2 separate regions of the Homo sapiens genome follow, and region 1 is linked to region 2. The links are chromatin loops, found by intact Hi-C in ENCODE. Cell type or tissue: PC-3. All regions are shown on one strand. Each heading gives the region's core, and the rest is flanking DNA. Links, peaks and the distances in the headings are about the cores only.

What was found. Peaks named below come from ENCODE experiments on the same cell type or tissue, not always from the same donor. Only the 100,000 strongest peaks of a DNase experiment are listed, where the experiment ranks them.
Region 1: it touches region 2 in a loop (2.0-fold over the local background); 6 of 110 quality-filtered maps call a loop at or near these places.

What each region holds. Positions count from the first base shown.
Region 1 is chr5:128,168,162-128,180,481 of GRCh38, reverse strand. It overlaps SLC12A2 (solute carrier family 12 member 2), which reads right to left. Exons shown (of 27, transcript NM_001046.3): 19 at 8,736-8,815; 20 at 5,816-5,941; 21 at 3,330-3,377; 22 at 1,793-1,915. Among named protein-coding and RNA genes, the nearest start is that of SLC12A2, 91 kb to the right of the region's middle. In PC-3, for the core only: no CTCF peak of the experiment used is centred there; no DNase peak of the experiment used is centred there.
Region 2 is chr5:128,114,504-128,126,823 of GRCh38, reverse strand. SLC12A2 (solute carrier family 12 member 2) reads right to left here. Exons shown (of 27, transcript NM_001046.3): 4 at 12,143-12,238. Among named protein-coding and RNA genes, the nearest start is that of SLC12A2, 37 kb to the right of the region's middle. In PC-3, for the core only: no CTCF peak of the experiment used is centred there; a DNase peak (open chromatin) is centred at 4,953.

The DNA.
Region 1 (12,320 bases), core at 1,865-9,864, 54 kb before region 2:
GCTCTGTCCATGGAGAAGGCCTGGGAGCAGTGACACTCCAGTAGACACAAGCATATCCAATGCCCTGATCTTTGTTTCTAAACACTATGATTCAGTAAAAGGAACCAGCATTCCTTGGAAAGGGTTACTTTCGTGGCTGTGAAGGGAAAGTGCAAAACAATAAAACTGAGCCTGGAACATCTTCTTGTATTAGAAAATAACCCAAAAGAATGGGCTGGGCGTGGTGGCTCACACCTGTAATCCCAGCACTTTGGGAGGCCGAGGTGGGTGGATCACGAGGTCAGGAGATCGAGACCATCCTGGCTAACACGATGAAACCCCATCTCTACTAAAAATACTAAAAAATTAGCTGGGCATGGTGGCAGGTGCCTGTAGTCCCAGCTACTCGGGAGGCTGAGGCAGGAGAATGGTGTGAACCCGGGAGGCGGAGCTTTCAGTGGGCCGAGATTGCGCCACTGTACTCCAGCCTGGGTGGCAGAAAAAGACTCAGTCGCAAAAAAAAAAAAAAAAAAAAAAAAAAAAAAAAAAAAAAAGGAACGATTGGGACATGATAAATGGAAACAAATGAGCCTAAGGAGGATTCTGCTGGCGAAATATAGGACAATTGGAACATCAAAACAAATGAAAGTAACAAATTATATCCTGGAATAGTTCGGATATCAGCCCCTACCCAAATCTCACGGTGAACTGTAATTAATCCCCAGTGCTGGAGGTGGAGCTTAGTGGGAGGTGTTTGGATCATGGGGGTCAGTCCCTCAAGGTTTGGTGCTTGTCTTTGTGATAGTTCTCATGAGACCGGGTGATTTAAAAGTGTGTGGCATCTCTGTCTCCTCTCTATGACTCTCTCACTCTTGCTTTCATCATGTGATGTGCCTGTTCCTGCTTTGCCTTCTGCCATAAGTAAAAGCTCCCTGAGGCTTCTCTAGAAGCTGAGTGATGTCAGGACCATGCTTGTGTGGTCTGCAGAATCATCAGCAGATTAAACCTCTTTTCTTTAGAAACTACCCAGTCTCAGGTATTCCTTCAAAGCAACACAAGAACAGTCTAATACATATCCCACTGAATATCAATAAAATAGGAATCAATGAGTCCACACTGACAGAAATAAAGAGCTCTTCCTTACAATAAAATGCCAACTAATAAATGAGGAAGAAATGATGGAATAGGAGAATCATCATTTGGCAACCACAACAATAACAATACATTCAGGCAGAAACATCAATGGATCCTAAAGATAGTGGTGAAGGCTGCAAGAATAGTGTATTTACATAGTCTCAGAGTAATCCCTCTGTGCCATCCCCAATACCTGTAATTATAAAAGGGGGTGGGGTAACTTTTCAGTGAATACATGTGGTGAAAATCATATATTACTCAATGGTTAATTTCACCAGTGAAGGTACAAATCAACATCCTGTGCCACCTGATGAGATGTAGACAGAAGAGCACAGCATCACTTCTGTGATATTTCTGCCAAAGGTAGATAACCTAAAACTAATTATAATAAAACATTAACTAGCACTTCAAATTGGGTTACAGTCAACAAAATGGTTCATATTAAAAAAAAGTTAAGGTCATGAAGCTCAAGGAAATACTACTGAACAACCTCCGCATTAGGGATACTGAAGAGACCAGACAACTAAAGGCTGTGCCTGATTCTGAAATTAATCCTTTTGCTTTTGGGAATGCTGGCAAAATTTGAATGGGGTCCACAGGTAAAGAGTGCATGTCATTTCTTACTATTCTCACAATGTCAGTAAATTTAAAATCATTTTAAAAAAATTAACAACCTTACCTCCATCATCAAAAAGCCACCAGACATCAATAGTATTCTTTCCTTGTTTTTTCTGAAACTGTGTACTAGCTTCAAGAAGCTTTTGGTCAGCTACATTTAAAGGCACAATAGGGCCTTTGGATTCTAAAGGATTAAGCAAAATATAAAATGTAAGCAAAGTAAATATTAAAGTCCCTTTTGCTGAATTCCTATCATTTCCTAATGTTTGTATATTCAGATGTTTATACTACAGATAATTCAGACAATTGTATACGGCATCTACCATAAACTTTCAGTTGTTTATAATAAAAGTATACTTTATAAATGGCTAGAGAGAAATAACTCTTTACAATAGCTAAACCAATCCAAATTATCTGCCTACTTACTAATATTTTCAAGCATTCTGAATGAATGTAAGAGAATCATAAATAACAATAAAAAAAATTACAGTGAGCTGCTAGATTTTGTTTTGAAAAGCTGTTTTAGTCAAACTGGACAAATCAAGTTTATACCTGTTCTGTGAAACTATTTCTTTGGTAATCTGGTATCTCAATAATTTAAAGCTCAAAACTTTTTAAAAGACAAAGTTGTTATCTGCAATATAAATGAAAGATGGGAGTTGAAGACATACTAACACATTCTTACAATTATCACAGTGAAACCTTAGTCTAAGGAAAGACTTCTCATTTTTACCTATGTTTTGTCCCCAATATGTGGCACCCAATTCTAAAGCCATATAACCACATCTTTCTCTGAACCACAGAAAGATGGTGGGAGCTCCTTCAAAGGGCACCCATCTGCTGCAGGTCTGAGAACAATACACCAAGGAGTTCCCATTTATATTCCCAGGAGTTAAAACAAAACAAAAAACAGCATTGATTCTGTGAGCAAGCAAATGACTATCATGAAACTCCTACACCAAAATTTTAAAAGCAGAAATCCATACGAGGACATCTGATCACTTCTGTAGAATGTCACTTTTCATGCTGCTGTGATATATGCAAACATGACAAATGATTTTGCACGATGAAATAATATGGCTACCAAACCACACTGCTCCATAACTCTCACCTCTATCTCCTTCTCATAAAATTCATGTATGTTGACATGACTGTGTATCTCCCAAACGCAGCACGACTGTGAGAAATATTGTAATTTTTGAAATGAAAAATACATTAGTATCAAAATTGAGGACTTGGCTGGGTACAACTGATGGTAAAGAATGCAAGTGACACTGCAAATAAAACCTATTTCAGTGTCCCTACTTATCATCTAAACCATGCAGTTTAAATTAAAAAAAATTAATACCGGCTGTCTGGGTCTAATATTTCAGAAATGCTGTGATAATAGAAAAGAATTTGTGATATAACTCCATTTCCTGAGAATATTTAACTTTTTAGTTAGACTAATAATAATTTTTCTAATCTGCATTTATAGAACTGTAACATTACCTCACCATGGAAATAAAAACCAAGGTTAAAAAAAAGGGAATAAGGTTGGAGTTAAAGAGTTTACAGTATGAAAAAGGGTTTAAAATAAAATGATGAAAAATGCCTGCCTTTTTTCAACAGTGGTTGAGTTGCAGTCTTGCCATCCTCTTCCTCAACTAGATTATGTTTAAAAAACACAAAAATATGTTAATTGCCTTTATATTAATAAAATAATAAAAATGTAATCAGAGCACATTTATAAACAAAATATAATATGAAGCAGCAGTCCACTGAAAAATAATCAAGACTGAAGATTAATATTTTCTGCACTGAGTGTTGAAGCTTTTAAAAAGCAAACATATTTGAGACCCCTCCCCTACAGGATGACTAACACCCCTAAATTTAATTTCTGTAAAATTACTTTTTAAATTTCAGCATATTTTTAAAATGTTTACACTTTCATACTTGAAATAAGTTGAGAAGATGTTGAACTGTGGCTTATAGGTATAAATATGACATTAAACATTGATATTGCAGATAATACATAAATTTTAAACATGCCATCACTGTGCAAATAACTGAACAGCAATTTTAGAAACATTTAATGGATATTTGTTGTTTGTAAAAAATTAATCACACTTGAAATATTAAGAAATTTGATCAGAGACATAAGTATTTTGCTTTATATAAAATGCCAGGTTATACAGGAGTGATTTTTCTCACATATATAAATTTATATATGTATGTATATACGTGTGCATTAATATTTATCCATTTATATTTAAAAATATCTACAAATATATCTGGCATTAACAATTTTCCTAATCTCATTTTGTTCCCTTAATACAAGCTTGTATTAAAATATTTGTTTATGGCATATAAAACTCTGGACTTAGGAAAGAGTATACTACAGTGGGCTCTGGAGTTAGGCTGCAAGATTGCAATCTTACCTCTACATTTATATTCCCAGGAGTTAAAACAGCTGAGTAAACTTTCATTACTGAACTTGCTTTTCTCATTTGTCGAAAGAGGTATTAGTACCTACCTCTTAAGCTTGTTATACTAATGCAAGTATTAATGCACTGAACTCTGGGCCTGGCAGAAAGTATTTGAAGGGTGTTCTTTTTGACTTCTTGCATGATGTATGCTTCAATAACCAAGATAGACACAGCTAAATACTGTGGATTTATAACAACTACACACTAATGTCTCTAATTCTGAAGACTTTTTAAAATGTATAAACGTTTCTATAGTATCTACACTGTTGACTGAGAATAACTGACTAAACAGAAAATAAACACAAAATAAAGCAAACACTAATTTCTTAAACTTGTAATGGAAAAAGAATCATTAGATTTAATATTATAGCATTCAATATTGTTCTTATAAAGCAGACATTTAATGGCATTTGTCTTTGATAATAAAAATTATAACTACGGATATGCTGCATTTGTTTAAAAGATCTCAGAAATGTCAAGGAAATCTTGACATTTAACAATTATAAAGTAAGTTAAAGGCATTTAGATTTTTACAATAAAAAGGTAAGTAGAAATGTACTGACCCAGTTTCCTGTTCTATAAAAATAATGATTTCATAAGATCGTAACATATATTAATTAGCTAATGTATGGGTAACATCCATTATAATGTTGGGTGCACGGAGTAGATGCTTGATATGTATTTCTTCTTACCCTCCCATTAAACTTCACCTATTAATTCCCAACAGATTCTGTAGAAAAAGAATGTTTGAAGCAAAAGAAAAAAACAAAAAAGAGGAAATGAAAGAATGTATAGTGTAAACTAAAATAAATGCTGGAATATAGGAACAGTTATCAGAATCAGTTTATAGAATTTTGAGGAAAAACAAAATAAATTATAATCAAGTCAGCAAAGAACTGAAAAGGAAAATGGGTGTGAACTAAACTTTACTAATACTCTAAGCCAACAAGGTAAATGAGAAGGAAAGAAATAAAAAGCAACATTACTGCTTCTAAATAATATAGAAGAGATAAACTGTACAGAGACATGATTGGTCCAAGGTTACAATTTCAGAAAAAGAATGGGAAATATTTTGCAGGAATCAAAAGTATGTTACAGTTTGATGATTCACAGCGCAGATTATTTTCTTGTTGCGTGTCAGCTGGGAATAGGACAGATGGAGATACTAGACTGAACAGAGGTAGGAGAGTGAGGGTGGGAGAGTAAGATTTGGAAGTCATCCCTCTTTTCTTCTCAAACATGACACAGATTTGTGGATGAAATTATGTGAAAGTCATGAGTTTGTTACTTTAAAATTACCATGTTCTTTCCAAATTCAGATTTAACTTATGCTTCAAATTAAAATGTTTTATTTAAAGCAACTATAAATAAAAACACAGAAGCCATATTAGTAAATAACTAGCATGGTTTCTGTTTGATGATCTACTCTAATACCTTACACAGCTAGTCATTTTGTAGCCATTTTTGAAAGCCATAAATTTTACCTGACCAGCTAGAAATGACCAGTACAAGTTTGAGAACAGGTTATTTTTATAAGACATATTATATAATTAAAAATATTTCTCCCAAATTAAAACATTACTATTAATAAGACTTATTGTTTGAATGAAAATTACCTTTGTGTGTAATTGGTTTTTCACTGAGTGGTTTGGAAGTATCTAAATCGGACTTTTTACTATATTCCACACTTACTACCACATCCTTGGTGCCAGGAGATTTCTCTTGTGATGACAATAATTCTTCTGTAGACAGAAAATTATTTAAAATAGTATCTAAGTCATATTTTAACTGTTAAATAAGGCATTATGGTTTAGTAATTAAACTATTATGAAAAAATAAGTTTATTATAAATGGCTTCTTATTTAAACAACTATGATAATCTGTTTGAAATGACTATTCATTTAAATACATAAACCACAACTAGGTTACAGGTTGAATATCCTGATCTGAAAGTCTGAAACTTTTTACATGCCTAACATGATGCTCAATGGAGCATTTCAGATTTGGGATTTCTGGATCAGAGATGCTCAACTGGTAAGTACTATGTAATGCAAATATTCCAAAATCAACCTCTCCCCGTCCAAATTCTGAAACTCTTCAGGTTCCAAGCATTTTGGATATAGATACACAAACTGTATTTGAATTACGAGCTGGAGAATCAGTAATGAGTACAAGTCATAGGACAGTAGAATCTGGTAGACAGTAATACATAGTATGTGAATCAATTCTCTCTAAATCAATTACATAAAAAATGTAAAATGTAACAACTGTCCATAGATACGTAAGATGACAGACAACACTGAAAAACTCTACCCACTCTATAAAACCAAGACCACCAAATGGAGTCTTCCTAAGTTCATGGTGAAAGTACCATTTCTCCATTTTAAAGTAGTTTTTCTTCATTTTCTCTTTGTCAGAGTTAGTAAAGATTTAGTTTCCACCATACAAACATGTATCACAAAGACAAATATAATATAAAATTGATAGTATGTCCATAATCCTCATCACTTATTTGCGTAAATGAAGAGAAACAAAAGAAGCTACATGCCAGCACTATGCTAAGAGCTCGCAGGCCTTAATCTTCTTTTTAATCTTAACAACCAACCTGTAAGGTAAATACATTTTAACAGATAAGGAAACTGAGGCTTGGAAGTCATCAAATTTGCCTAGGCTACAAAACATCTAACAGAAAAGGCTGATATTTTTAAAGCAGATTTGCCTGACTCCAATGCCTATGCTCTTAATTCCTATTCCCAAATTCCTGTTTTAAAACTTAATGATGAATAATAAGGCATTCAAAAACATTTCACAATGATTATAAATACATGAAAATACTTTTTAAAAGTTTCAATCACATTCAAACTTCAGTAAATGATAGAACTATATAATTTATTCATCAAACTGATACGTGAAAGGGAACACTACTATTTATGTTGAGTTAACAGGTATAAGTTAGGCACTCTAAACCTCAATTCTGGTAGAGCAAGAAATAATTGAAATAGTATTTTGCCAAACCTACTCCAGATTGCTGAAAATGCATATTTGGTTACATGGATAAAGACCTCAAATTGCTTTTTTCAAAACTGCAGACTGCCCTTAAAGGGGTAAAGAGAGGGAAGATTAAAACAGTTTAAATACAGAAGCAGATACCTCTTACGTATTTAGGCTTAGCTCATTCTGATGATTTGGTTAATTAATTGATAGGGGTAATATGTTATATATGTAAATTTTCTTAAGCTTATAATTTCTTAAAGTATCAGAAAATCTTCAAAGGATATAAAAATCTTCACAGTTGTTTTTTTTTTGTTTTTTGTTTTTTGTTTTTTTTGTATTTTTTGAGTCTTGCTCTTGTCACCCAGGCTGGAGTGCAAAGGAGCAATCTCGGCTTACTGCAGCCTCTGCTTCCTGGGTTCAAGCAATTCTCCTGCCTCAGCTTCCCAAACATCTGGGATTACAAGCATGCCCCACTAATTTTTCTATTTTTAGTAGAGACGGGGCTTCACCATGCTGGTCAGACTGGTCTCAAACTCCTGACCTCTGGTCATCCACCCACCTCAGCCTCCCAGCATGCTGGGATTACAGGCATGGGCCACGGTGCCCAGCCATAGTTTTTATAAAGTTGGCAAAAGTAGTAATTATACCTTACTTAGGCTTTAATCTTCACTTTCAAAAATGCTTTAAAAGTTACACACTATATTATTATTTACATACCATTCTTGACATGTCAAAATTATACAGTAATGATTGGAGACAAAGTACATAGTGGGAAGTAGAAAGGGGGAACACATAGGGAGACCTCTGTAGTGACAGAACAGTTCTGTATCTTTATTGCAATGGTGGTTACACAAATGAACACATAAGTGGCACACAACTACACAACCACATACAAGTCTTTGTAAACTGCTGAAATCTGAAAAAGGTCTGTGGATTGTTCTAATGTCAATTTCCTGGCTTGGATATAGTACCTTAGGATAAGGCAAGATGTTATCATTGGGGGAAACTGGATGAAAGGTACAGAGGACCTCTCTACTATTTTTTGCAACTTCTTGTGAATCTATAAATATTTTTAAATTAAAAAATGTTTTTAAAAAATTTATTAGGTCTGCTGAAGATAGAAAACGTTATGACAAACTTTAGGCTTCTATCAATATGACTCTGTACAAAGCATACTTTCATAAATATGAAAATGTCTAATGATTTAGTGGTCATTTAAAAATTTTTCCTCAGGCTATTTTACTTAGGTTTGTCTGTTGGCCAGGTTTTTTAAAGACATAACTAATGTCTGTTTCTCTTAAGCTTATGCTTTGGATTGAATTTTATTCAATCCAAATAATCACTAACCATCATCCAGGTTGGTACAACGAGAAAACACAAACTTTAGTGGAGCCAAACAGATGTGATCTTAAAATGCCATACAATAAGTCCACGATACATAATTATTAAAAGTAACGAAGAGCCCAGTTTGTGAGAATATAATTTTCTAACAAAGTAGTTTATATTTTTGTAAATAAAAAACTTATTGCCAACAAAATTTACCTTGTCCTTGAAGATGAGATATATCCAGACCTTCTTTTAGGCGAATAACCACTACTCCATATTGTATGTCAAAAGCATCACTAAGAACAAAAAAACAAAAAATGAAAAAACCAAAAAAAAAATCACAAAAATTTGTGTTATCCTCTTTAAAATAAATAATAGATGATCTCTAAAATTACTTTCGGCTTTAAACGTCTGATTTTTAAAACATGCTTTGAAAATCACTTGTTGAGATATGTATGTTAGTTTCAAATTCCACAACATTCTCTTCTGTAATACCCTTGAAAACTACTTTTTAGATCTTTGTTGTACTGACATTATACCTACAGCAGCGGTTTAAAGCAGCAGCAGTATTTTTATCCTACTAAGTTAAATTATAGAAAAACTACTTTCAGAATCCCGCTATATTTATATTTGGGCTTATACCATTAAAACCAAGAGAAATACATGAAGACACACACACAAAAACCTTGATGCTACTGCGAATGATAGCAGGTTGCAGGATATGAAGAAATTCTTTTTGAAAAGACTGAGGGAATTTTAACATAATTTTAAAATTTTTACAAAACTGGTTTGAACAGTGGTTCAAAGATTTTATATACATCTGAAAATATATATTTACCTCTCCCTTTCTTTTTTTTTTTTTTTTTTGAGACAGAGTCTCGCTCTGTTGCCCAGGCTGGAGTGCAGTGGCGCAATCTTGGCTCACTACAACCTCTGCCTCCCGGTTTCAAGCAATCCTCCTGCCTCAGCCTCCCGAGTAGCTGGGAGTACAGACACACACCAGCACGCCTGGCTAATTTTTGTATTTTTAGTAGAGACAGGGTTTCACCACATTGGCCAGGCTGGTCTTGAACTCCTGACCTCGTGACCCACCTGCCTTGTCTTCCCAAAGTGCTGGGATTACAGGAGCGATCCCTTTCATTTTTAAAAACAGAAATGAGAGCATCCTATACACACAGAAAATACATTAAAATCTTGAAGACAGCTTTAAAACCAGACTTAAACCCTGGAATCTCAGTTCTGAGCATAAATCTTCATTTTAACCCAAGTTTTTCTCAAATCTACTGAAAAAATTTTAAATTCCAAAACGTCACGTTGTTCTCTGAAAGTGGTAACAGGCTTAACTTTCATCTTTAATTATTATTTTTCATTGCACAAGTAATAAGTATTCAATGTAGACATATTAAAAACAATGATATATTAAGATACAGCTATATGAAATCAAAAAGGCTAAAATCCAATAAAACAGTCAAATTATTACTCTTACTGACAAATGGAAGAATGTGTTCAGGATATAATATATGGTTATAAAAGGTCTTTTGTTGTTTTTAAATCATGGAGAGACAATTTGGCCACATTCCTATGATGAGCTAAAGTTAACAAAGTCACTGGAGAAATAAATTTAATAGGCATGTTAATCTTTCTCAGCTGTATCTTGAAAGATATAATTAATACTAGAGAAAAAATAACTATAAGCATTTTAAAAATTGTTTAATAAATCGACTAAATCAAAATCAATTTCTTTAAAGCCAGGGAATATAGCTCCCCAAGTTTACTGTGGATTAAAACAAATAAATGTTTTTGTTATAAGCTATAAAAATTGATTTGCAGCTTCAGATCTTATATACTATTAATAAAAACACAATATATAAAGCATACTTAAATTGCACAAGGTATTTAAAAATCACAGCTAAAACATCAGTGGAAGTGCAACAAGATAAAGAATGAGCAGTGTCACTGCTGTGAAACTGCTATTAATTTACATGGTTCTAAAACCAGAAAGCAGTATTTTACCTATTCTTTAACTGCTGCCTAATGTACAGGAATAATGTTTAGACTAATACTCAACTTTCAGAACACTCACTCACTTTAATCCCTAGAAAGTCAGAGTCAGAAAGACCCCTTCCAGTGTTCCATTATGAGCAACTACAACTAATAATGTGACAGGTGTATGAAAGAATTTGTAAAAAATGTCACTTTTTCTATTTTTTAGGATAATTACGTCATCTCACTGTTCTTAGGTCTTGAGAGGGAAAAAGCATAGGGTTTCATGGCTCATGGACCACATTAATCTTTCTGTCCCTAATCCCTATATACACAGAATACAAAATTAGAAAGCCACAATGAGGTTTTGCTTACAAAAACATTAATAAAACCAAAACTCAGCAGTAGTAACAACATACAACACATCAGCAGTTTTAATTTTACTAAAAGCATTTAACGATTAGTTGGTAAATCTTGTTTATCATATATATTACTAATCCATATAAAGAGATCCTTTAAAAAGTAGAGTATGAGATCCAGCTGCTTCCTCAAAGACTTTTCAAATGTCACTAATAAAACCATCATATGTGAGACAGGCAAATATATGTGGTTATAGCCAAAGATACAACAGGAGTTCCAGTAAGGAAGTAACTCCAGTGAGAAAAAAGGGTGATCAGATCAAAATTCATGGAGAAAATAGGACTTAAACTTTAATCTTAAAGCTACTTTGTAAATAAAAGTTTTTTTTAAAGGACAATTATAAGAGGAAGCAGACAGTTCTATTTCATCAGTGCTTAGGATGAGAAAAAAACTACTCCTCAAATCAAGTATGGCATAGTGGAGAGGGAATGCTTATCTTCAGTATAAACAAGATAAATAGGTTAGGCAAATCTTAGAATAGTAGGAAAAGAAGTACTTTTCAAGATTAAGAAGAAAATCTGGCAAAAACAAAAAAAAAGTTTTATTGTTATTAAACAAAAAGTATGTGGTAGATTACATTAAACATCCACAAAATCCACAAACAGAACACAACCAGAAAGACAAAGTAGCAAAGAATAAAAAAGAACGCACTATACCAAGGGTCCCCAATACCTGGGTCATGGACCAGTAATGAGCCAGGCTTGTTAGGAACTGGGTGGGCTGCACAGCAGAAGGTGAGCCATGGGCAGGTGAGCATTACCACCTGAAGTACACCTCATCAGATCAGCAGCGGCACCAATTGCTCAAAGGAGTGCAAACTTTATTATGAACTGCGCATGTGAGGAATCTAGGTTGTGCGCTCCTTATGAGAATTTAATGCCTGATGATCGTCAATTGTCTCCCATCACCCCCAGACGGGACTGCCTAGTTGGAGAAAAACAAGCTCAGGACTCCCACTGAGTCTACATTACGGTGAATATGTAATAATAATATAAATAAAGTCCACAATAAATGTAATGCGCTTGAATCATCCTGAAACCACAGACCCCACCACTACCCATGTCTGTGGAAAAATTGTCTTCCATGAAACTGGTCCCTGGTGCCAAAAAGGTTGGGGACTGCTGCACTAGACAACGCAAAAAACGGAAGTTACAGTGAACTCAAACTTAACTCTTCATAGTGGTAGAAAAACAAAACATATAAGTACATTTAAATAAAAGAAATGTAAATAACTTAATGAATGAACCAAATGATTAACTGCAAAATTTGTTTGGAAGGGGAACAAGCCTAAACAGCGATAAAACACTCTTCCTCAGCACATTATAATGACATAGTTTAGGAGGTGATGGGTCTGACATTTGGGAACTCTGCTCAGCAACAGCTGGAGGGATAGGAAAA
Region 2 (12,320 bases), core at 1,750-9,749:
AACTAAATCTGACAAATGACATTTTAAAACCTTATAGTTAACAGTGATATTGAACTCATTCCCTCTAAGACTAGGAACAAGGAAAGGATGTTTATTCTCAACACTTCTAGTCACCATTGTTCCATAGGTCTTAGGTAGTTCAAAAGGCAAGAAAAAGAGGAAAAGTCCTAGAGATTTGAAAGAAAAAGTAAAAACCATCTCTATTCAGATGACAAATCTTGGCTATTGTGAACAGTGCTGCAACAAACATGGGAGTGCAGCTATCTCTCCAATATACTGATTTCCTTTCTTTTGGGTATATACACAGCATTGGATCATATGGTAGCTCTATTTTTAGTTTTCTGAGGAACTTCCAAACTGTCCTCCATAGCGGTTATACTAATTTACATTCCCACCAACAGTGTACAAGAGTTCTATTTTCTCCACATCCTCTCCAGCATCTGTTACTGCCTGATTTCTTTATATGATTTGCATTTCTCTGATGACCAGTGATGTTGAGTGCCTTTTCATATGCCTGCTTGCCATTTGTATATCTTCTTTTGAGAAACGTCTATTCAAATCTTTTACCCATTTTTAAACTGGATTATTAGATTTTGTTCCGAGAGTTGTTTGAGCTCCTTATATATTTAGGTTGTTAATCCAATTTTTTGGGCAGAAATTGGCATATCTAAGTCAAAAATTTATATGAAAATGCTAAAGATCTAGAAAAGCCAAAACAATTATGAAAAAGAAGAACAAAGTTAGAAGACTTAGGACTTACTGTGAAGCTAAGCAATCAATACAAGATAGTACCAGCATAGGATACACAAACAAATCAATGCAACAGAATTCAGTCCAGATGATAGACAACTGATTTTTCAACAATGGTATCAAAAACAACTCAATAAGAAACAGATAGCTGTTTCAAAAAATGGTGCCAAAACAAGTGGATATGTGTACAAGGATGGGGGCAAGAAGGGTAGGGAGAAAAACAACTACACTCTCCATCTCACATTATACTCCAAAATTAATTTGAGATTGTCCACAGATAAAAATCTAAAAACTGAAACTATAAAGCTTCTAGAAGAAAATATAGGAGAATATCTTCATGGCCTTGGGATAGGCAAATATTTCTACCATGAACAAAGCACTAGCATAAAAAAAAAGAGAAACCGGACTTCATCAAAATGGTAAACGTCTCTTCACTGAAAGACATGATTAAGAAAATGATAAAAATGGTAAGACAAGCCACAGACTGAGAACAAATACACACAATATATATGTCAAACCGAATAACATAACTAGATATATAGAAAAATCTACAAATCAGTAACAAAAAGACAATCCAATTTTTAAATTGGCTAAAGATGTGACTACATCCCAAAAGAAGATTGTACAAGTGGCCAGTAAACACATAAAAAGATGCTCCTCATCATTGAACATCAAGCAAATAGCCCAAACTCCTCCTTGCCACCTACCACTCTCTCCATACACTTCCACTGTGGTCTGTAGGTGTGGCCTCATAGAATCCTGGTACTAAACTTCTCATTTCACACGCAGTAAGGCTGAGATTCAGAATCTGTGACTTTAAGCCATAGGTGAACAGTAAAGCTGTGAGAAGACTCGAGCAATCTGTTATTTAGTCCCATAACTAAAATCAAAACTAAAATGACTGCCTGACCTATCTCTTATTATTGTTTTAAGAGTTAAAATCCTTTGGAAAAAATAAAGCCCGATCACAATTCCATCTTAAACTCAGGCAAAATACTGAAATTATTTTCCTTGCTGTGATGTTGTGATGTAAGAAGAAATATATATTTGGTCTTCATCCAAGGTTACTGCAACAGAGCTTATAAAACCCTTGGAATTTACTGATCAGGTGAGAAAAGCATCTTTTGTTATTTAAAATAAGCCCCTTCAAATCTACCTCAGTTTACGGTAATAAGGTGACTTGGTGGGCCCTTACATAGCTTCCGGATTGGACAGTGCTAGTTGCTAGAGGAACAACTATGTGATTAGAGGGTTAGCACTTTCAATACCCCCATTACCCACCCCAGCTCCCACCCCTCACACCTTAGGGGAGAAGAGAAGGGAGAGGCACTAGAAATTGAGCTAATCATTAATGGCCAATGATTTAATCAATCGTGGCTATATAATGGAAAACTATAAACAAAGGGGTTTAGAGAACTCAGGCTGGTGAACACAGAGGTGCCAGGAGGATGGCACTTGGAGAGGTCATGGAAGCTCTGCATCCCTTCTCCCATACCATCCTTTACTCAACTCTTTTATTTGGCTCTTTCTGTGTTGTAGCCTTTATTATAAACTGATGATAGTAAGCTGTTTTCTTAAGTTCTAGGAGCCATTTTAGCAAATTATCAAACCTGAGGAAGGGGCTGTGGAAACCCCCAATATATAGCCAGTTGGTCAGAGGTACAGGAGGCCTGGAATTGCAACTGGCATTTGAAGTGGGAGTAGTCTTGTGAGATGCAGCTCTTAACCTATAGGGTCTGCAACAACTCTGGGAAATTAGTGTCAAATTTTAATCAAATTGTTGGATACCCAATTAGTGTCCAGAAAGTTGGGGAATTGGTTTGTGTGGGGAAAACCCACACATTTGGAGTCAGAAGTGTGTAAAACAAGAAACAGATCCTAGTAGTATTGCTATTACCTAATGTGCAGAACTTCATGAATGGTGTTAAGAGTCACAAGGGCTTTTGCCAAGATGAATGGAATGGCACAGAGTCTAGAAATAGACTCACACTGTAGGGTCAATTAATTTCTGAGAAAAGCACAAAGGTAAGTAAACAGAAAAGAGATCACCTTAACAGACGGTGCTGGAATAACTGGATATCCATATGAATACTGATTCACATTTCACAATATATACAAAAGCTAGCTACAAATGGTAATATATCTAGCTGAAAACCTAAAGCTGTAAAACCTCTAGAAGAAAACACAGAAGAAAATCTTTGAGACCCCAGGCTAGGGAAAGGTTTCTTAGATACCATTCCAAAAGCACAATCCAAAAAGGAAAAAGTGATGAACTGGACATAGCTAAAACTATAAGCTACTTTTCTAATGATGCCATTGAAGGAATGAAATGACAAGCCATATACTCAAGACAAAAAAACTATAAATCATTTATTTGATAAAGTAGTTGTATCTAGAACCTCTCAAAACTCAATAGTAAGAACTCTCAATACAATAAATAACCCTTCAAAATATGAGTAGACACTTATAGTACATGAGAAGATACCCAACATCTTTAGCCATTATGGAAGCACAAATGAAAACTATCCTAAGATACCACTACGCACATACTAGAATGAAAAATAAAAAGGACCATACCAACTGTTGGTGAGGATACAGATACGGAACAAGTGAAACTCACTGTTGGTTGGAATAGAAAGTGAAAATTTTGTAAAAATAAAGTTTTCTTGGTGTATTGAGGAAAGAATCAAAGGGTGACAATAATGAAATACATTCCAGTATCCTGGTTTACAAATAAAAATAAGGAGTTTGCCTCTTAATGTTTGGCAAATTTTCTCTATTTTATTGCCATTATTTTATCAAATAGGGAAAGGTGAGGTGACAAACATGGAATCTTCCAACCAGGATTAGGTGTTATCTTATTGTGAATGATCACCAGAATAATTCAATTAAATTTTAAGATACAAGAGGCAAAGACATATAACCCTAATTCTGCAGCAAACAATTTTGGAACCAAGCTGAAGTATTAATAATAAACTGCATAAACTGGCAAAACTGAAAGGTCACCAATGAGTAAAGAAAAAACCCATGCTGAAAATTCTATTACTTGCCAGATTCGTATCTGAGCTATTTGTAGAATACAAATAGTGTTTTACTGAACTGAAAACATAAAGTTATGTTAAATTTAATAAACCTCATAATACAACTGTGTTTTACAGCTGCTTCAAACATTTCATTGATCTGAAAAGTTATAATTTCAAAGAAACTAGCTATTAAAAAAAGGAACTATGGAGCTGAATTCTAACTTAGAACTCCTTGCTTGATAATGGTAGGAACTAATAGTTACACAATGGATAAAACAAAAAAATTTGACAATCAATGATAATCTGATTTTTCAAATGCAGAAAGCACTTTTCTGTCACAGTACGTGGAAAAAGTTTTTCCTTATTTCCAATGTTTTTGGCTTTATCTATTTACAAAAATGAGGAGGTACTCAATTATTTCAGAGAAAAGTAAAAGATATGAGTACATAAAATTGTGACTTATGTAGACATTCTAAAAATTCACAAGCAGAATCTGCATAAAAATTAATTTTGTTAAAAAATGGGTATAATTGATTTTTTGTTCTCACTATCCATGTAAATGTTAAATGTGACTAACCACAATGTTGCATTACATAAGATAATGTATGTCAACACCATGGCATCATGCCTAGCAGTTAGTTCTCAAAAAATAATAGCTACTATTATTACCTCAATGTAAACTCCAATAACATAGCATTTTGTCTTTCACTGTTAAAAACCCAGTGTCTGTCACAAAATGCTCAACAATTGTCAGCTGATTGACTAAAGTACAAGTAACATAAAACTTCATCATGGAATAGGCAAGTTTATGTTGATTTTAGATTTTGGAAACTTCAGAACTACCTATCTGAAGTTTTATGTAACCAAGGCTTTTATCTGAAAAGATACTGACCTCTGCTTTTAACTTAGTCAACTAAATGCCCCCAAGCAAAAAGTGGTTGAGGAAACTTTCCTTTGTATTGCTCAGTTCATATAATACAGTATTAATTAAAACCAAGAATTTACAGTCTTCATCTTATGAACGGCTGCCTGCAGTTGTCCTCTATTCTATGAATGAGTCTAAATTCATGGATTAATTAAAGATGGGACAACTCTGGTCTGTGTAATCTAGGAAATGCAGATCTGAGTGAAGGTGGCTGCTGGCCAGCACCATCCAAGTTGCAAAACCTGTTGTACAGATCCGTGGAAACTCTATAAAATCCAAGCTCTCAAGAACACTGCTATGATTCGTAGAACAGGAAAGGGCTCTAAAATCCCTGTAGCCTGCAATAATCTGAAAAGCATTAATGTGTCTTGCAGGCAGGGATTATGACAGAAATAAAGTAAACGTTATCAGTTCCTTGGCACTGCTATTCTTATGTGGAAGGCAGAGAACTTAAGTGATGATTCTCTAATCTGCTTCCAGTAACTTTAAATAGTACCCCAAATCAGCCGGGCGCAGTGTCTCAAGCCTGTAATCCCAGCACTTTGGGAGGCTGAGGCGGGCAGATCACGAGATCAGGAGATCGAGACCATCCTGGCTCACACAATGAAACCCCATCTCTACTAAAAATACAAAAAATTAGCCGGGCGTGGTGGCAGGTACCTGTAGTCCCAGCTACTCGGGAGGCTGAGGCAGGAGAATGGCGTGAACCCAGGAGGCAGAGCTTGCAGTGAGCCGAGATCGTGCCACTTTACTCCAGCCTGGGCAACAGAGCAAGACTCTGTCTCAAAAAAAAACGGTAATAAAAATAAAAAAATAGTACCCCACATCAGTACTAAAATTGAATCAAGCCTGAAACTAAGCATGTTTTATTTTCTACATTTTGACTTTTTCAGAAACCTTGCATGTTTCCATTACATGAGACTTTAAAGTTGGACATTATTACATTTGTTTACAAGTTAATAACAAAGTACAACTTTTCTAGATTGATATCTGTTTAATCTCTAAAATGTACTGTTAAAGCCAAAGTTAAAATTAATTAGTAATATTAAATCTCTCCTATGGCAAAATGTACATAACACTAGGGAAAATTCACTGAATTCACACTTCCGCAAAGCTGCAAACACATAATTTTCAAGATAAGAATAAAACATTATTCAATTAATAAAATATAAACACGTTATAATTCAGTTAAGAATCAAGATAAATAAACAGGCATTATCTCAAATTAGTTAACATTAATTTTTATTTATTTTATTTATTATTATTATTATACTTTAAGTTTTAGGGTACATGTGCACAATGTGCAGGTATGTTACATATGTACACATGTGCCATGCTGGTGTGCTGCACCCATTAACTCGTCATTTAGCATTAGGTGTATCTCCTAATGCTATCCCTCCCACCTCCCCTCACCCCACAACAGTCCCCAGAGTGTGATGTTCCCCTTCCTGTGTCCATGTGTTCTCATTGTTCAATTCCCATCTATGAGTGAGAACATGCAGTGTTTGGTTTTTTGTCCTTGCGATAGTTTACTGAGAATGATGATTTCCAATTTCATCCATGTCTCTACAAAGGACATGAACTCATCATTTTTTATGGCTGCATAGTATTCCATGGTGTATATGTGCCACATTTTCTTAATCCAGTCTATCATTGTTGGACATTTGGGTTGGTTCCAAGTCTTTGTTATTGTGAATAGTGCCACAATAAACATACGTGTGCATGTGTCTTTATAGCAGCATGATTTATAGTCCTTTGGGTATATACCCAGTAATGGGATGGCTGGGTCAAATGGTATTTCTAGTTCTAGATCCCTGAGGAATCGCCACACTGACTTCCACAATGGTTGAACTAGTTTACAGTCCCACCAACGGTGTAAAAGTGTTCCTATTTCTCCACATCCTCTCCAGCACCTGTTGTTTCCTGACTTTTTAATGATTGCCATTCTAACTGGTGTGAGATGGTATCTCATTGTGGTTTTGGTTTGCGTTTCTCTGATGGCCAGTGATGATGAGCATTTTTTCATGTGTCTTTTGGCTGCATAAATGTCTTCTTTTGAGAAGTGTCTGTTCATATCCTTTGCCCACTTTTTGATGGGGTTGTTTGTTTTTTTCTTGTAAATTTGTTTGAGTTCATTGTAGATTCTGGATATTAGCCCTTTGTCAGATGAGTAGGTTGGGAAAATTTTCTCCCATTCTGTAGGTTGCCTGTTCACTCTGATGGTAGTTTCTTTTGTTGTGCAGAAGCTCTTTAGTTTAATTAGATCCCATTTGTCAATTTTGGCTTTTGTTGTCATTGCTTTTGGTGTTTTAGACATGCAGTCCTTGCCCGTGCCTATGTCCTGAATGGTAATGCCTAGGTTTTCTTCTAGGGTTTTTATGGTTTTAGGTCTAACGTTTAAGTCTTTAATCATCTTGAATTAATTTTTTATAAGGTGTAAGGAAGCCAAAAGAACAAAGCTGGAGGCATCACACTACCTGACTTCAAACTATACTACAAAGCTACAGTAACCAAAACAGCATGGTACTGGTACCAAAACAGAGATATAGATCAATGGAACAGAACAGAGCCCTCAGAAATAATGCTGCATATCTACAAGTATCTGATCTTTGAGAAACCTGAGAAAAACAAGCAATGGGGAAAGGATTCCCTATTTAATAAATGGTGCTGGGAAAACTGGATAGCCACATGTAGAAAGCTGAAACTAGTTAACATTAATTTTTAAAAACTATGCATCAAGTTTAAAATGGGGCTCTTTGAATTAAAATTACTAAACAATAAACATAATGTTCCCCAACCTTTGAATAGTGTTTTAAGAAAATTTATTTCCTCATTAATTCCCTTAATAGTCAACTTTCAGTCTACAAAAAGTTCAGATGGGTTCACCAGACATCACTCTTCCCACAGCATTTTTCCATTTCCTTTTAAGACACCAGTCCTCTGGATAATTCTAGCTCTATTACCGTCCTCTCTAAGTAGCCCTTACAAGGTAGGCAGTCAAAATCAAATCTTAGCAGTTGAGCTGTAGGAAATCCAACTCAGGGATTCTTGGTACCACCAAGAAGTATAGTTTATAGTTTATAGCTAAAATGGCAAACAAAACTCATACCTACACATTGAATCCCAAGTTTGTTTTAAACCATTAACTCTCCTCTCCATCTTTTTTCGAGCCTTGAATAAGAAGGGTTCCTTGCTCCATAGAGATTCCCAGTCTGGAATTTTCTGTCATCACCCTATGCTGTCATTTAAAAAGTTCCTCTCTCCTCTGGATATTCTATAAAATGTTTCCTGGAGATATTGGCATAATGTGATTCAGATTTAATTTGTTGGGAAACAATACTTCACAGGTATTCTTATCAAGTAAAAGCTTTACAGAAGTTGGAATTAAAAAAAAATTATTTCAATAGTTTTTGGGGAACAGGTGGTTTTTGGTTACATGGGTAAGTTCTTTAATGGTGATTTCTGAGATTTTGGTGCATTCATCACCCAAGCAGCATACACTATACCCAATGTGTGGTTGTGTGGCCTTTTATCCCTCACCCACCTCCCACCCTTCCACCCGCATCCCCAAAGTCTATTATATCATTCTTATGCCTTTGCATCCTGATAGCTTACCTCCCACTTATAAGAAAGAATACATGAGATTTGTTTTCCATTCCTGAGTTACTTCACTTAGAATGATGGTCTCCAACTCCATGCAGGTTGCCGCAAATGCCATTATTTCATTCCTTTTGATGGCTGAATAGTATTCCATGGTGTATATATACCACATTTTCTTTATCCACTCACTGGTTGATAGGCATTTAAGTTTGGTTCCACATTTTTATAATTGTGAATTCTACTGCTATAAACATGTGTGCACAAGTGTCTTTTTCATATAATGACTTATTTTCCTTTGTTTGGGTAGATTACCCAGCAGGAAGACTGCTGTATCAAATGGTAGTTCTACTTTTAGTTAAGGAATCTCCATACTATTTTACATAGTGGTTATATTAGTTTACATTTCCACCAACAGTGTAAAAGTGTTCCCTTTTCATAACATCCACACCAACATCTGTTATTTTTATTATTTTTTTTAATTAAGGCCATTCCTGCAGGAGTAAGATGGTATCTCATCGAGGTTTTAATTTGCATTTCTCTGATAATTAGTGATGCTGAGCATTTTTTCGTATGTTTCTTGGCCATATGTACATCTTGTTTTGAGAATTGTCTATTCATGTCCTTTGCCCATTTTTTGATGGGATTGATATTTTCTTGCTGATTTGAGTTCCTTGCAGATTTTGCATTATTAGTCCTTTGTCAGATGTAGAGTTGGCAAATATTTTCTCCTACTCTGTGGGTTGTCTGTTTACTCTGGCTGATTATTTCTTTTGCTGTGCAGAAGCTTTTTAGTTTAATTAGGTCCCATTTAGTTTTGTTTTTGTTAAATTTGCTTTTGGGTTTTTGGTCATGAATTCTTTGCCTAAGCCAATGCCTAGAAGAGTTTTTCCAATGTTATCTCCTAGAATTTCTATGGTTTCAGGTCTTAGATTTAAGTCTTTGAACCATACAAAGTTGGAATATTCTAAGTCTCTTTCCTCCTTTACTCATTATGTAGAGCAATTATCTGAAGAACAAATCTCATCGACTTCTTGGTTACCTTGAGTTGAGGAAAGAAACCTTTCAGGAGTTTGATTCAACACTATTTATTTATCAATTTTCATAAGATGGTTCCCGAGTATGTTTCAAAGGTGAAAAGTGAGATTTTTTGGTTTGTTTCATTGTTAACTTATGGATTTACATCCATATTTTCATATATTTTCATCCAAATCAGTTATCATCATTACTGCTGTTCAAATTATCCAAACTTTAGCCAGTGTTAGCTCCTTTAGGTTGACTCTTAGGTCCTTTTGATATGAAACTAGTAGTGCTCAATACTTTGGATCTGAAAAGGTGTCTAAGCTCATTTCCTGCCCAGATAAGGAATCAATTTTTTCTCTAAAGTCCGTTGGTTCTTTTGAGTGGAAATACACAACATGGGCACAAGAATTGCTTATTGCCACTGAGCTGGTCATTTATTATAGGTCACTTTAATGGAAAAAACTAAAAAATATGTACTTTCAGGATAAATTTTAAGACTAATACTTTCAATTTAGAATCCTGAATACAGGTGTAATGTGATCTCAGTTTTATGCCTGTATCTAGTTTCTCCCACGTGGAAAATATTTTTTTCATGATACCAAAATAAACCATGTTAGGGGTTTCCAAATCTGAGTCAGATACAGAGGAGACAGAAGGGGCTTACATTCACTAAAAGAATCTCTTGAAAACACTAATTGCAGATGATGCAGCTCATACATATTCTATAAAGACCATCCAGCTGTCCAAAGTCACTAAGTGAAAAATGAATGCCTTCTAAGAAAGCTTCGTAGTATCTGGTCACTCTTTAAATTAATAACTTTCTCTTTTATCTTCTATGGGTTTCATTATTTCACCAAATGTATCACCTTCTTGATCGTATGAACACCTCATAACAGAATTTCAAGTGGTTTTTACCCTCTAGGTTCTTCCTTTGTGAACAGATTTTTCAGGAAACTCATGCAAAATTATAATATATAGTCATTTTTTGGGACAGATCTGTGTGGGTTCCACACTCTCGTACTTTCCCTGGCAGTCCAGGACAGAAGACTGCACACAAAGTCTATCAGGCAGATGTATTTGTAAAGAGATATATATATATATATATATATATTTATATATACACACTACCAATGGTATATATATGTAAACTACAAATGGTATTATTGAAAAATGAAATGGCTTTTTGGTCACAATCTTGCAAAATCTCTACCTTCCAAAAATCTGATTCAAATGGGGGAAAAGCATGAAGTTAATGTTGCCAGTGGCTTCATGCCCCATTCCTTTTGAGGCTCACAGCCTAGATTCTAAGGTCTGAGGAAAAGGAGAAATTCTTTGATGATTTGCTGATCCCCTACAAATACACAGCATCCCAGCCCATTTCTCTTCCCACTTTCATTCCCCAGTTGTGGCAGAGAGAAATGAAGCATGGAGTACCCAGTTCACGAGAAGCCAAAAAGAATCTCTCAACATTATCTGACTAACTCTGCTGAACATATCCACACTGTATATCCCAATATAGCTCAATCCAGGCTAACAGAAGCATAAAACTTCAGTCAACAGTGATGAATGCTCAGCATAGTCATAATCATATTGATACAAGATACCAGCCTCCAAGGGTCACAGTGATTTGGATCCTCTGGTGTCTAAAACATATAAAGACAATGGTGAAAAATGAAAAGCTCAATCTGGTTCTCTGTCTCTATCCCTCCCACACCCAAATACTTGATGCAGGTAAAGTGGAAATTGTGTTATATAATGTCAAAAAGGGATATTCAAAACAGTTGAGGCAGATGAAATAGATCTTTTCTCAGTTGATTTGCTACCATGACTTTACAGGTGCTGGCAGACATTTTGTCTCCTTTCTCCAGGGATCTTCTCACTCTGACTGAAGAGTTTTGATTTGGAAAATGGAATTCTTTTCTTCTTGTTTTCAGGGATCCTGATTCCATTCTCCCGTAGTCTCTTAGGTCCTCTTCCTAGGGAGGGTAAAAATCTCACAAGGCAGATCTTATAGACTCTAATGAGAGGCCTCATAGTGCCCACAGAAAGCTAGACTTGAAAGTATGAATTTAAAGTCCCAGGGCCAGGTGCGGTGGCTCACACCTGTAATCCCAGCACTTTGGGAGGTCAAGGCAGGCAAATTACCTGAGGTCAGGAGTTCAAGCCCAGCCTGGCCAACATGGCAAAACGCCATCTCTACTAAAAATACAAAAATTAGCCGGGCGTGGTGGTGCACGTCTGTAATCCTAGCTACTCAGGAGGCTGATGCAGAAGAATCACTTAAACCTGGGAGGCAGAGATTGCACTGAGCCAAGATCATGCCACTGCACTCCAACCTGGGTGAGAGTGAGACTCCATCTCCAAATAAATATATTAATTAATTTACAGTCCCAGGTATAGCTCACGCAATGCTATTAGATCATGGGGAAGGTATACTGCCTCAGTTTTCCTCAATAGGGGATGGAGGTGGGGAATGAGGTTACCCCAATACAATGTTGAACAAATGCCAGGAGCATGTTGCTGACTGATCCAAGGGCAAGCCTTGGAGGAGGCAATTAAGATGCAGCCCAGTGGATAAGAGACCAAAGTAGATGCTCCATTCTTGCTACGAGACACACTGAATAACTTAAAAGCTTATGTGTATGAGTTGACATAAAATTTTACATTGAAATATACTAGTCTGGAAGTGCTCGGTAGCAACTTTCTTGTCTATATAGACTTAATATGTTGCTTCAGTTAAAGTAAAAAATAATTAAAAATACAATTTAGACCTCTGTTTAGTAAGAGTAATCTGATGATGATGATTCAAAAAGATTCTACTTACCTCCTCTTACAAATCCATTAGTTGCTATTGCTGAAGTAGACAATCCTGTGATAGTTGTCACAACAGTGGCCATCATTATTACAAGGACTGATAGACCTTTACGAAGAAAGAAAGACAATGAGAATACTTACACTCTTGTTTAAGCTCATCGGTATCTAAAACTGGTTGGTCTAAGAAT